Regions from separate parts of the Homo sapiens genome. Here region 2 is linked to region 1. The links are chromatin loops, found by intact Hi-C in ENCODE. Cell type or tissue: PC-9. All regions are shown on one strand. Links, peaks and the distances in the headings refer to the core of each region. The heading gives the core; the rest is flanking DNA.

Region 1 (6,802 bases), core at 1,202-6,201:
TTGTCCCATGGGGTGTTCCCTTGATGTAGAACTCTCCCCCTTTTCCTGTGGATGTGGCTTCCGGTAAGCCAACCCGCAGTGATTGTTGTCTCTCTTCTGGTTCTAGCCACCCAGCATGTCTACCTGTCTCCGAGCTGGTACTGGGGTTTGTCTGCACAGAGTCCTCTATTGTGAACTGTCTATAGGTCTCTCAGCCATGGATACCAGTGCTGGTTCTGGTGGAGGTGGCAGAGGATGCCATGGCATGAGAGTCCTTAGCTTTGGTGGTTTACTGCTCTGTTTTTTTAAAAAAACGTATTACTTTAAGTTCTGGTATACATGTGCTAAACATGGAGGTTTATAATATAGGTATACATATACCAAAGTGGTTTGCTGCACCTATCAACCCATCATCTAGGTTTTAAGTCCTGCATGCATTAAGTATTTGTTCTAATGCTCTCCCTCCCCTTTCACCCAACCACCCGACAGGCCCCAGTGTGTGATGTTCCCCTCCCTGTGTCCATGTGTTCTCATTGTTCAACTCCCACTTATGAGTGAGAACATGCAGTGTTTGGTTTTCTGTTCCAGTCTTAGTTTGCTGAGAATGATGGTTTCCAGCTTCATGTATGCCCCTGTAAAGGACATTAACTAATCCTTTTTTATGGCTGCGTAGTATTCCATGGTGTATATGTGCCACATTTTCCTTATCTAGTCTACATTGATGGGCATTTGGGTTAGTTCCAAGTCTTTGCTGTTGTGAATAGTGCTGCAATAAACATATGTGTGCATGTGTCTTTATAGTAGAATGACTTATAATCCTTTGGGTATATACCTAGTAATCAGATTCTTGGGTCTAATGGTATTTCTGGTTCTAGATACTTGAGGAATTGCCACACTGTCTTCCACAATGGTTGAACTAATTTACACTCTCACCAACAATGTAAAAGCATTCCTATTTCTCCCCATCCTCGAGGCATCTGTTGTTTCCTGACTTTTTAATAATCACCATTCTAACGGGTGTGAGATGGTATCTCATTGTGGTTTTGACTTGCATTTCTCTAATGACCAGTGATGATGAGCTTTTTTTCATATGTTTGTTGACCACATTAATGTTCTCTTTTGAGAAATGTCTGTTCAAATCCTTTGCCCACTTTTTGATAGAGTTGTTTTTTTTTCATGTAAATTTGTTTAAGTTCCTTGTAGACTCTGGATATTAGGCCTTTGTCAGATGGATAGATTGCAAAAATTTTCTCCCATTCTGTAGGTTGCCTGTTCACTCTGAGGATAGTTTATTTTGCTGAGAAGAAGCTCTATAGTTTAATTAAATCCCACTTGTCAATTTTGGCTTTTGTTGCAATTGCTTTTGGTTTTTTAGTTATGAAGCCTTTGTCTATGCCTATGTCCTGAATGGTATTGCCTGAGTTTTCTTCTAAGGTTTTTATGGTTCTAGGCTTTACATTTAAGTCTTTAATCCATCTTGAGTTAATTTTTGTATAAGGTTTAAGGAAGGGATCCTGTTTCTGTTTTCTGTATATGGCTAGCCAGTTTTCCCAACACCATTTATTAAATAGGCAATCCTTTCCTCATTGCTTGTTTTTGTCAGATTTTTTGAAGATCAGATTATTGTAGATGTGTGGTGTTATTTCTGAGGCCTCTGTTCAGTTCCATTGGTCTATATGTCTGTTTTGTTACGAGTACCATGCTTTTTTGGTTACTGTAGCCTTGTAGTATAGTTTAAAGTCAGGTAGTGTGATGCCTCAAGATTGCTCTTTTTGCTTAGGAGTGTCTTGGCTGTACAGGCTCTTTTTTGGTTCCACATGAAATTTAAAGTAGTTTTTTCTAGTTCTGTGAAGAAAGTCAGTGGTAGCTTGATGGGAATAGCATTAAAACTATAAATTACTTTGGGCAGTATCGCCATTTTCACAATATTGATTCTTCCTATCTATGAGCATGGAATGTTTTTCTATTCGTTTGTGTTCTCTCTTATTTCCTCGAGCAGTGGTGTTTATAGTTCTCCTTGAAGTGGTGCTTCATGTCACCTATAAGTTGTGTTCCTAGGTATTTTATTTTCTTTGTAGCAATTGTGAATGGGATTTCACTCATGACTTGGCTCTCTGCTTGTCTATTACTGGTTTATAGAAATGTTTGTGATTTTTGCACATTGATTTCGTATCCTGAGACTTTGCAGAAGTTGATTATCAGCTTAAAGAGTTTTGGGGCTGAGATGATGGGATTTTCTAAATTATGATCATGTCATCTGCAAATAGAGATAATCTGAGTTTTCCTCTTCCTATTTGAACACACCTTGTACCTTCTCTTGCCTAGTTGCTCTGGCCAGAACATACAATATTATGTTGAATAGGAGTGGTGAGAGAAGGCAGAAATAATGAAGTTTTTTGAAACCAGTGAAAACAAAGAGATAACATACCAGAATCTCTGGGATACAGCTAAAGCAGTGTTTAGAGGGAAATTTATAGCACTAAATGCCCACATCAGAAAGTGGCAAAGATCTAAAATCAACAACTTATCATCACAATTAAAAGAACTAGAGAAGCAAGAACAATTTCAAAAGCTAGCAGAAGACAAGAAGTAACTAAGATCAGAGTAGAACTGAAAGAGACACAAAAACCCCTTCAAAAAGTCAATGAATCCAGGAGCTGGTTTTTTTAAAAAGATTAACAAAATAGATAGACCACTAGCCTGACTAATAAAGAAGAAAAGAGGAAGAGTCAAATAGACACCATAAAAAATGATAAAGGGGATATTACCTCTGATCCCACAGAAATACAAACTAGCATTAGAGAATGCTAAAAACACCTCTATGCAAATAAATAGGAAATCTACAAGAAATGAATAAATTCCTGGACACATACACCCCCCACAAGACTAAACCACGAAGAAATCGAATCCCTGAATAGACAAATAAAAAGTTTTGAAACTGAGGCAGTAAATAATAGCCTACCAACCAAAAAAACCCCAGGACCAGACAGATTCACAGCTGAATTCTACCAGAGGTACAAAGAGGAGCTGGTACTATTCCTTCTCAAACTATTCCAAACAATAGAAAAAGAGGGACTCCTCACTAACTCATTTTATGAGTCTAGCATCATCCTGATTCCAAAACCTGGCAGAGACACAACAAAAAAAGAAAATTTTAGGCCAAGATCCCTGATGACCATCAAAGCAAAAATCCTCAATAAAATACTGGCAAACCTAATCCAGCAGCACATCAAAAAGCTTATCCAACATTATCAAGTCAGCTTCATCCCTGGGATGTAAGACTCGTTCAACATACGCAAATCAATAAACATAATCCATCACATAAACAGAACCAATGACAAAACCACATGACTATCTCAATAGATGCAGAAAAGGCCTTTGATAAAATGCAACACTCCTTCATGCTAAAAATCTCTCAATAAACTAGGTATTGATGGAACGTATCTCACAATAATAAGAGCTATTTATGAGAAACCCACAGCCAATATCATACTGAATGAGCAAAAGCTGGAAGCATTCCCTATTTGAATGCCTTATTTTTATGCTGGTTGACCTCCTGCCAGGAGGTGGCGCTTTCCAGAAAGTATCAGCTGTAGTGGTGTGGGGAGGGATTGTCAGTGGGTGGGGCTCTAGAACTCCCAAGATTAAATGCCCTTTGTTTTCTGCTACCAGGGTGGATAGGGAAGGACCATCAGGTGGGGGTGGGGCTGCGGTTTCTGAGCTCACACTCTCCTTGGGTGGAGAGTCTGTGGTTGCTGTGGGGAATGGGGGTGAGATTCCCAGGTCACTGGAGTTGTGTACCTAGCAGGATTATGTCTGCCTCTGCTGAGTCATGCAGGTTATCCGGGAAGTAGGGGAAAGCCTGCAGTCACAGGCCTCACCCAGCTCCCATGCAAACTGAGGGGCTGGTCTCACTCCCACCGTGCCTCCCGAACAGTTCCAATTCCGTTTCCAGGTGGAGGGTGAGAAGGGCTTGAAAACTTGCCGGAGGCTTTGCACTTCCCAGCTGCGAAAGAAAAGGGCTTTAGTTCTTCCCCCTGCCTGTGAAGTCTGCACACCAGATTTACGCCCTCCCCCAGCTTCTGGCCGGGAGGCTTCTTGCCCCATTCAAATTGTTACCAAGTTCGGCTAGAGAATTCCTTCTCCCTGTGGAGTTTTATCCCCTGCTCCTCTGGCCACCCTCCTGAGGGATCCCTGTGATGCCAGGCAGTATTGGGCTGCTTGGGGACCCAGTGAGATCCTAGGGCCTCTCCACTGCCTCCTCCACCCCACCCTGTATTTTGCTTGGCTTTGATCTCTAACTTGACTGAGCTCCAGGTAAAGTCGGGAATTTCTCCTACAAGCAGACCTTCAAGTTCTGCAGTGGGGGTGTGTGTTTGTGCAGGAGTGTCTCCCTTTCCCACTTTTGCAATTGGGGCACTCACAGTATTTGAGATGTCTCCCAGGTCCTGGAGGAGCAGTCTGCTTCCTTCAGAGGGTTTATGGGTCCTCTTAAGATTGCTGTTTTGTTCTTGCAGGTGATCTGGATTATGCAAGAACAAAATGCATGCTGCTCTGTCTGGAGCTGCAGTCTAGCCCTGCCTCTCGTCCACCATGATCCCTCAAGCCTCCCAGCATGGAATTATACTTTATATCATACACAAAATTAATTCAAAATGAATCAAAGACCAAAATTTAGGAGCTATAATTATTAAGCTATTAGACAAAAAATAGGTATAAATCTCCATGAACTTGGGTTAGTCAATGTTTCCTTAGATATGACACCAAACGTGAAAGCAACACAATAAAAAAATTAGATAAATTGGGCACCATGAAAATTAACATTTTTGTGCACAAAAGATAACATCAAGAAAATCAAATGACTATCCACAAGATGAAAGAAATTTTTGGCAAATCCTATCTCTGACAAGGAATGCTTACAACTTAAGAAGAAAAAGACATAAAAGCCAAATTGTAAAAGGGCAAAGGGTCTTTATAGAAATTTCTCCAAAGAATGTATGCCAGTGTCCAATGAACACAGGAAAAGATGGTCAACACCATTAGTCATCAGAAAAATGTAAATAAAAACTACAAGATATTACTTCACACTACTATGTCTTCAGTCAAGAGACAGATAATAGGAGTTGGCAAGCATGTAGTGACGTTGGAACCATTATACACTACTAGTAAGAATGTAAAATGGTACTACTTTAAAAAACAATCTGACAGTTTCTCAAAAGGTTAAACATAGAATTACCATATGACTCAGTATTTCCATCTCTCGGTATCTATCCAAGAGAAATGAAAACCTATGTCCACACAAAAACTTGTACATGAATATTCATAGCAGCATTATGCAAAAAAAGTGAAAAAACTAAATGTCTATCAATTGATTAAAGAAATAGATAAATAAAATGTGGTAAGTCTATACCATGGGATGTTATTGGGCAATAAAAAGAATAACAAAGGGACTTCCAGTTTCTGTTTCCATTTGAAAGGAACTGAAAGTTGTCACTCTGTTTTAACAAGTAAAAAGTTGGAAAAAAAAAAAACTGAAAAATCAACTCTGCTTAGATCCATAAGAGAAGTGAGGTGGCAGGGCAAACCACTGCGCCCAAAATTCAGGCAGGATTACTAATGGGTCAGCACCTTCAGGAATGAACGTGTGGATCACCCTGTCATGCATAGAATCACACCAACTGAGGTCCTTGCAGAGAGCAAAGGGAATATGGAATAGGTAGCAGAAAAGGGTAGTTAGAAATACCAACTGTGACTATATGACCATGTACAGAAATAAGTACTCTCGTATTTATCAGCATTTCTTTCTTATTTTGTTATGAATATGTTTGTGTATATTAACTATTTTTCTTTTCTTACTTATCATCTAATGTAATACATAGTAATAATGATTTACTTTATATCACAGCATTTAAGTTAAAGGATATCAAAGGAGAAGAAGGAATATCATGTACTTTGCATCCCCTTTGGGAAGGGATTAACATGTTTTAGGTTGTATTCGAGATAGTTGTGTTATGTGAAAGTATGACTTTATTATTGTCTTATTTGGATATTAAGATTTAAGGAAATGTGTAGGGTGCCAAGTTGACAATGGGGGGACAGTGATACTCACCTTTATGTGCCAACTTGATTGGACTGTTGACTTTATCTGTCAACGGTCCTCAGTTATTTTATCAAACATTAATGTAGGTGCTTCTGTGAAGATATTTTGGAGATGTGATTAAAGTCTTATCTATAAGGAGGGCAATTTTTTCTAGATAATCTGGTTGGACCTGATTTAATTGGTTGAAAGATCTTAAAAACAAAGGTAAGGGTTTCTAGAAGTAAAAATTCCACCTGTGGACAGCAGCTTCAGCCTACCCTTGAGAGTTCTAGCCTGCCCTGTGGATTTTAGACTTTGAGCTAGCCAGCTTACACAATCATGTTAACTAATTCCTTGCAATGAATAATATATATTCCCCACTGTTTTTATTTGCCTGGTTGGACACTGACTACTACACACATTGGTAACAAAAGCAGTTGAAAAGGACAGATTTTGGTATGCTAAATAATGACTCCACCTTCCCCCAAGATGTCCATATCCTTATCTTTGTATTGATAGTGAGGAAACTTATATGTATGTGTGTACTCACATACACATACATGTACATATGTATATGTCACATCTCCAAAATATCTTCATAGTAGCACCTACATTAATGATTGATCAAATAATTGAGGACTGTAACCCAGTCAAGTTGACACATAAAGAAAGACTATCACTGTACATGTATCACATGTACATACATATATGTGTGTGTATATATGTATATATGTATGTATATGT
Region 2 (6,802 bases), core at 864-5,863, 120 kb after region 1:
CTACTCCTGGTATGGCTAAGAGCAGAGGATATTAACAACATTCAACAAAATTTATGGTACTACTAATATATAATGCAATAGAAAACAAATATATTCCAATTTATTTTCTAAATAAGCTAAATTCTGCATTATAAACTCTATATAAATTATATATAATATATGATTTTATACAGTTCAACCAAAACTAAAACTATTGAGATAGAAGTAATTTGATAAAGGTTTATTTGAACCCAAATGCGAGTATCAACCCAGGAAGACACCAACAAAATTGGGAGTTCCAGAGTCTGCTACAAATTGGAAGACTTTTAGAGGAAAGTTTAGAAGGGAAGAGGACTCATGATACTGGAGCTGTCCTTTTCATTGGAGGGTACTATATTGAAGTTACAATCATCAGCTACATCTTGTAACATGTATTAATAGATGAAAATAGATAAGCTAAAATGTTTACCTGCAAATTAATCAGGAAAGCTTCATGATTCATAAACAAATCAGTGTCCTTTTCAATGTCAGCAGGTCATGCATTAATCAGTATGTCAACAATATGGGGAACTCACAATAAGATTCTTTATTCAGAGATGGGATGTTTCCATGAATCACAAGACATCTCCAAAGTGGGTTAATTTGAAAGCCTGTCAAATGTGACCTGTAGGTTATCACACACACACACACACACACACACACCACACAACACACACACACACACAGACACACTTGCTTGCCAATTGGAAGTATTTCCATGTTTTAACATTCCAGTAGCCCATTTTATGAGAACTGCATGATCTGGTCTTCATTTAGTTTTTTGGCCTGTTTTCTTGCTAACTCTCTCCTACCCTCTGCTTTCCAGCTTCATTAAATGGCTTCTGTTTCCCTCAATGTGCCATGCTGTTTCATACCTCCCTGCTTTTCTCACACCACTTCCTTTGCCCAGGATAGATTCAGCCTGTGTTTTCTGCCTGGGAAATGTCTCATCGTTGCTCAAAAGCTACCTCATGCCATTTTCTCAATGAATACTTTCCTGGCTCTCCAACACTGGGATCCTGGTTTATTCTTACTTCTTTCACATTGATAAGCGAGTTTGTAACTCCTGGAATCATATTCATAAAGCTAGGATCCATTCATTCAAGCAGTTGGACACCGGTAGTATCGTTAGGGTCTCCTGGCTTGTGCCGTGGCAGGGGTGACCATATCAAACGCAGAAAAATTTCTTGCTCCTGGTGTACTTTGAGTGTAATAAATCCCCAGTGAAATATTTGGACAGGAACCTGCACTGCTTTCTAACAAAATGCAGCTGAATATCTATCTGATACTAAGTCAATAGCAGCCAACACAACTTTCCTCTCTCTCTCTCTATTGAAAGGATGAACAAACACTGTAGCTAAAGAAAATATCTAAAAGAGCAGGTAAAACATGAGATGTGTGATACCACTCTGGAAACCCAGAGAGCTTCCTTTTTGCAGGAGAAAGCAAAAGGAAATATTATGGAATAGTACTAGTTTTCTGAACAAGATTCAAGCACCTTTGAAACTAGAATCAAGATTTGTAAAGAAAGCAACTTAAAACCAAAAAGTAAGTCCTACAAGATTTGTGAAATGATGATAATGCCTCTGGTAGCTAATAATTTACTAATTATACTACCAACATTTCTCCATGATGATTTTTATAACACTTCTCTCCCAAGACTTCTTTCTATTAAACAACAAAATAAATACATTCAACAGCTCTATAATTACAAACAACACTAAATATTTGTTTGGAATTGCACATTAACAACCCCAGATTTGTATTCATAATAAAATGGAGAGCATGCCAGAGGGGATCCTATATGGAGTTGTGTTTCCCACATGCTAATTACCTGTGGTTGATGATAACTACCAAACAAGTTAGGCTTCCTTAGATCCACTCACAATAGGACTGCCCCCAGTCCCTGCCCCTTGTCTTTCACATGGTGCAGATGGAATGCTCAGGGCAAGGTCTGGAAGCACAGTGATGGAAAGAAGCTGAGGCTGGAGAGGCTATTGTGGAAAAGCACTCAAACTTTTATATATTCTTAAGTCACAAATATAAGAGAAAAAAGAGTGAATACATTTGTTTCATTATATCTTCAAGGCAATATCACTTATTATTGTATAATTTTCAGTACATTCTTCAGAATAATTTTACGTTTTTCAGGATAAGAAGTTTCACTGTTTCCCTGAAAATTTTTGCTTGTTATCTTCAGACCAAATACACCCTGTTCAGTTTTCTTTTTATGCTCCTAATTAAGAGTAAAGAATCCCTGTAAGAGTCTATCTAATTATTTTTATTATCTCTGGCCTGGGTATGAATAGGTGAAGCACCTTGCTATCTTCCCTTTCCAAGAATCTATTCTCGGCATTTGTATTTCTATAATACATGGCCCAAAGGAACAGCAGCTCATTTCCACTCTTGTTGGGGTTAATTTTGTGAAATTCATTTTTCTGAAATGATCCTCTGAAAAAGGAGGAGTTTATGGATATCTAATGTTGAAATGGAAAAATTCAAAATGCGTATTGAAAAGCATTTTAATGACCACTTCTTCTGAGACACATTACCAGCATGGGAAGGAATAGTTACTTTCTGCCTCAGAGATCTCTTTCTCAGATGTTTCCTTTTCAGACATCTCAGATGTCTCCACATCTTAAGTGTCACATATAGGCAGAGTAGGTGTAATATCATATGGGATGATTTCAGGAACCTGAGAAAACCTCATACTTGCTTAGATCTTGCCTCATCAGTTGTTATTATCTCTTTAGTTCTACAATAAGCAAAATACTTTAAATTGTAACTAATCTGACAGAAGTGGACAAGTTAATATGCAAAAGTAGAAAGGATTTCCCGCAAGATGGCCAAATAAGAACAGCTCTGGTCTGCAGCTCCCAGCGAGACTGACACAGAAGACAGGTGATTTCTGCATTTCCAAATGAGGTACCTGATTCATCTCATTGGGACTGGTTGGACAGTTGGTGCACCCCACAGAGGGTGAGCCAAAGGAGGGCGGGGCATTGCCTCACCCAGGAAGGGCAAGGGGTCGGGGGATTTCCCTTTCTTAGCCAAGGGAAGCCTTGAGAGACTTTACCAAGTGGAACAGTACGCTCCTGCCCAAATACTGTGCTTTTCCCATGGTCTTCACAACTGGCAGAACAGGAGATTCTCTCTGGTGCCTGGCTCGGTGGGTCCCGCACCCACAGAGCCCAGCAAGCTAAGATCCATTGGCTTGAAATTCCTGCTGCTAGTGCAGCAGTCTGAGATCAACCTGGGGTGCTGGAACTTGTCAGGGGGAGGGGCGTCCACCATTGCTGAGGCTTGAGTAGGCAGTTTTACGCTCACAGTGTAAACAAAGCTGCTGGGAAGAACGAATTGGGTGGAGCCCACCACAGCTCAGCAAGGCTGACTGCCTCTCTGGATTCCACCTCTATGGGCAGGGCATATCTGAACAAAAGGCAGCAGCCCCAGTCAGGGACTTGTAGGTAAAACCCTCATCTCCCTGGGATAGGGCACCTGGGGTAAGGGCAGCTGTGGGCACAGCTTCTGCAGACTTAAACGTCCTTGCCTGACAGCTCTGAAGAGAGCAATGGTTCACCCAGCATGAAGTTCGAGCTCTGATAACAGACAGACTTCCTCCTCAAGTGGGTCCCTGACCCCCATGTAGCCTGACTGGGAGACACCTCCCAGTAGGGGCCAACAGACACCTCATGCAGGAGAGCTCTGGCTGGCATCTGGCAGGTGCCCCTCTGGGACAAAGGTTCCAGAGGAAGGATCAGGCACAATATTTGCTGTTCTGCAGCCTCTGCTGGTGATACCCAGGCAAACAGGGTCTGGAGTGGACCTCCAGCAAACTCCAACAGACCTGCAGCTGAGGATCCTGATTGTTAGAAGGAAAACTAACAAACAGAAAGGAATAGCATCAACATCAACAAAAAAGACATCCACACCAAAACCTCATCGTTAGGTCACCAACAACAAAGACCAAAGGTAGATAAACCACAAAGGTGGGGAGAAACCAGCACAGAAAGGATGAAAATGCCAAAAACCAGAAAGCCTCTTCTCCTCCAAAGGATCACAACTCCTTGCCAGCAAGGGAACAAAACTGGATGGAGAATGAGTTTGACAAGTTGACAGAAGTAGGCTTCAGAAGGTGGGTTATAACAAACTTCTCTGAGCTGAAGGAGCATGTTCTAACCCCTTGCAAGGAAGCTAAAAACATTAAAAAAAAAAAGGTTAGACGAATGGCTAACTAGAATAGTCAGTGTAAAGAAGAAAGTAAATGACCTGATGGAGCTGAAAAACACAGCATGAGAACTTTGTGAAGCATACACAAGCTTCAATAGCTGAATAGATCAAGCAGAACAAAGGATATCAGTGAATGAAGATCAAATTAATGAAATAAAGAGAGAAGACAAGATTAGAGAAAAAAGAGTGAAAAGAAACAAACAAAGCGTCCAAGAAATATGGGACAATGTGAAAAGACCAAATCTATGTTTGCTTGGTGTACCTGCAGATGACGGGGAGAATGGAACGAAGTTATAAAACACTCTTCAGGATATTATCCAGGAGAACTTCCCCAACCTAGCAAGGCAGGCCAACATTCAAATTCAGGAAATACAGAGAACACCACGAAGATATTCTTCGAGAAGAGCAACCCCAAGACACGTAATTGCCAGATTCACCAAGGTTGAAATGAAGGAAAAAATGTTAAGGGCAGCCAGAGAGAAGGGTCAGGTTACCCACAAAGGGAAGCCCATCAGACTAACAGCGGATCTCTCAGAAGAAACCCTACAAGCCAGAAGAGAGTGGGGGCCAATATTCAACATTCTTAAAGAAAAGAATTTTCAACCCAGAATTTCATATCCAGCCAAACTAAGAGCTTCATAAGTGAAGGAGAAATAAAATCCTTTACAGTCAAGCAAATGCTGAGAGATTTTGTCACCACCAGGCCTGCCTTATAAGAGATCCTGAAGGAAGCACTAAACATTGAAAGGAACAACTGGTACAAGCCACTTTAAAAATTGTAAAGACCATCACCACTATGAAGAAACTGCATCAACTAACAGGCAAAATAACCAGCTAGCATCATAATGACAGGATCAAATTCACACATAACAATATTAACCTTAAATGTAATGGGCTAAATGCCGCCAATTAAAAGACACAGACTGGCAAATTGAGTAAAGAGTCAAGACCCATCTGTGTGCTGTATTCAGGAGACCCACCTCATATGCAAAGACACACATAGGCACAAAATAAAGGGATGGGGCCAGGTGCGATGGCTCACACCTGTAATCCCAGCACTTTTGGAGGCTGAGGTGGGCAGATCACTTGAGGTCAGGAGTTCGAGACCAGCCTGACCAACATGGAGAAACCCCATCTCTACTAAAAATACCAAATTAGCTGGGCATTGTGGCACATGCCTGTAATCCCAGCTACTTAGGAGGCTAAGACAGAAGAATCATTTGAACCCAGGAGGCAGAGGTTGCAGTGAGCCAAGATTGTGCCATCGCACTCCAGCCTGGGCAACATGAGTGAAACTCCATCTCAAAAAATAAATAAATAAATAAAAAACAAAGGGATGGAGGAAGATCTACCAAGCAAATGGAAAGCAAAAAAAAAAAAAAAAATCAGGGCTTGCAGTACTAGTCTCTGATAAAACAGACTTAAAACCAACAAAGATCAAAAGAGACAAAGAAGGCCATTATATAATGGTAAAGGGATCAATTCGACAAGAAGAGCTAACTATCCTAAATATATATGCACCCAATACAGGAGCACCCAGATTCATAAAGCAAGTTCTTAGAGACCTACAAAGAGACTTGTACTCCCACACAATAATAGTGGGAGACTTTAACACCCCACTGTCTTTATTAGACAGATCAATGAGACAGATAATTAACAAGGATATCCAGGACTTGAACTCAGCTCTGGACGAAGTGGACCTAACGGACATCTACAGAACTCTCCACCACAACAACAGAATATACACTCTTCTCAGCATCACATTGCACTTATTCTAAAATTGACCACATAATTGGAAGTAAAACACTCCTCAGGAAATGTAAAAGAACAGAAATCACAACAAACTGTCTCTCAGACCACAGTGCAATCAAATTAGAACTCAGGATTAAGAAACCCACTCAAAACCGCACACCTACATGGAAACTGAACAACCTGCTCCTGAATGACTACTGGGTAAATAACAAAATGAAGGCAGAAATAAAGATGTTCTTTGAAACCAACGAGAACAAAGACACAATGTACCTGAATCTCTGGGCCACATTTAAAGCAGTGTGTAGAGGGAAATTTATAGCACTAAATGCTCACAAGAGAAAGCAGGAAAGATCTAAAATCGATACCCTAACATCACAATTAAAAGAACTAAAGAAGCAAGAGCAAACAAATTCGAAAGCTAGCAGAAGACAAGAAATAACTAAGATCGGAACAGAACTGAAGGAGATAGAGACACAAAAACCCCTTCAAAAAAATCAATGAATCCAGAGCTGGCTTTTTTGAAAAGATCAACAAAATAGACCACTAGCAAGACTAATAAAGAAGAAAAGAGAGAAGAATCAAATAGATGCAATAAAAAATGATAAAGAGGGTATCATCCACAGATCCCACAGAAATACAAACTACCATCAAAGAACACTATAAACAACTCTATGCAAATAAATTAGAAAATCTAGAAGAAATGGATAAATTCCTAGACATATACACCCTCCCAAGACTAAACCAGGAAGAAGTCGAATCTCTGAATAGACCAGTAACAGGTTCTGAAATTGAGGCAATAATT

Evidence for each region. Hi-C counts contacts between places; a loop is a spot of excess contacts. Peaks named below come from ENCODE experiments on the same cell type or tissue, not always from the same donor. Only the 100,000 strongest peaks of a DNase experiment are listed, where the experiment ranks them.
Region 2: a loop joins it to region 1, with 7 times the contacts of the local background. A loop is called at or near these places in 2 of 110 quality-filtered maps.

What each region holds. Positions count from the first base shown.
Region 1 is chr12:38,381,327-38,388,128 of GRCh38, forward strand. No RefSeq gene overlaps it. Among named protein-coding and RNA genes, the nearest start is that of ALG10B, 68 kb to the left of the region's middle. RefSeq lists enhancers at 3,384-4,583, 3,429-3,976. In PC-9, for the core only: a CTCF peak has its summit at 3,540 (motif pointing right); DNase peaks (open chromatin) are centred at 3,775 and 5,025; H3K4me3 peaks cover 1,799 bases; H3K27ac peaks cover 2,850 bases.
Region 2 is chr12:38,505,030-38,511,831 of GRCh38, forward strand. No RefSeq gene overlaps it. Among named protein-coding and RNA genes, the nearest start is that of ALG10B, 190 kb to the left of the region's middle. RefSeq lists an enhancer at 3,188-3,687. In PC-9, for the core only: no CTCF peak of the experiment used is centred there; a DNase peak (open chromatin) is centred at 3,382.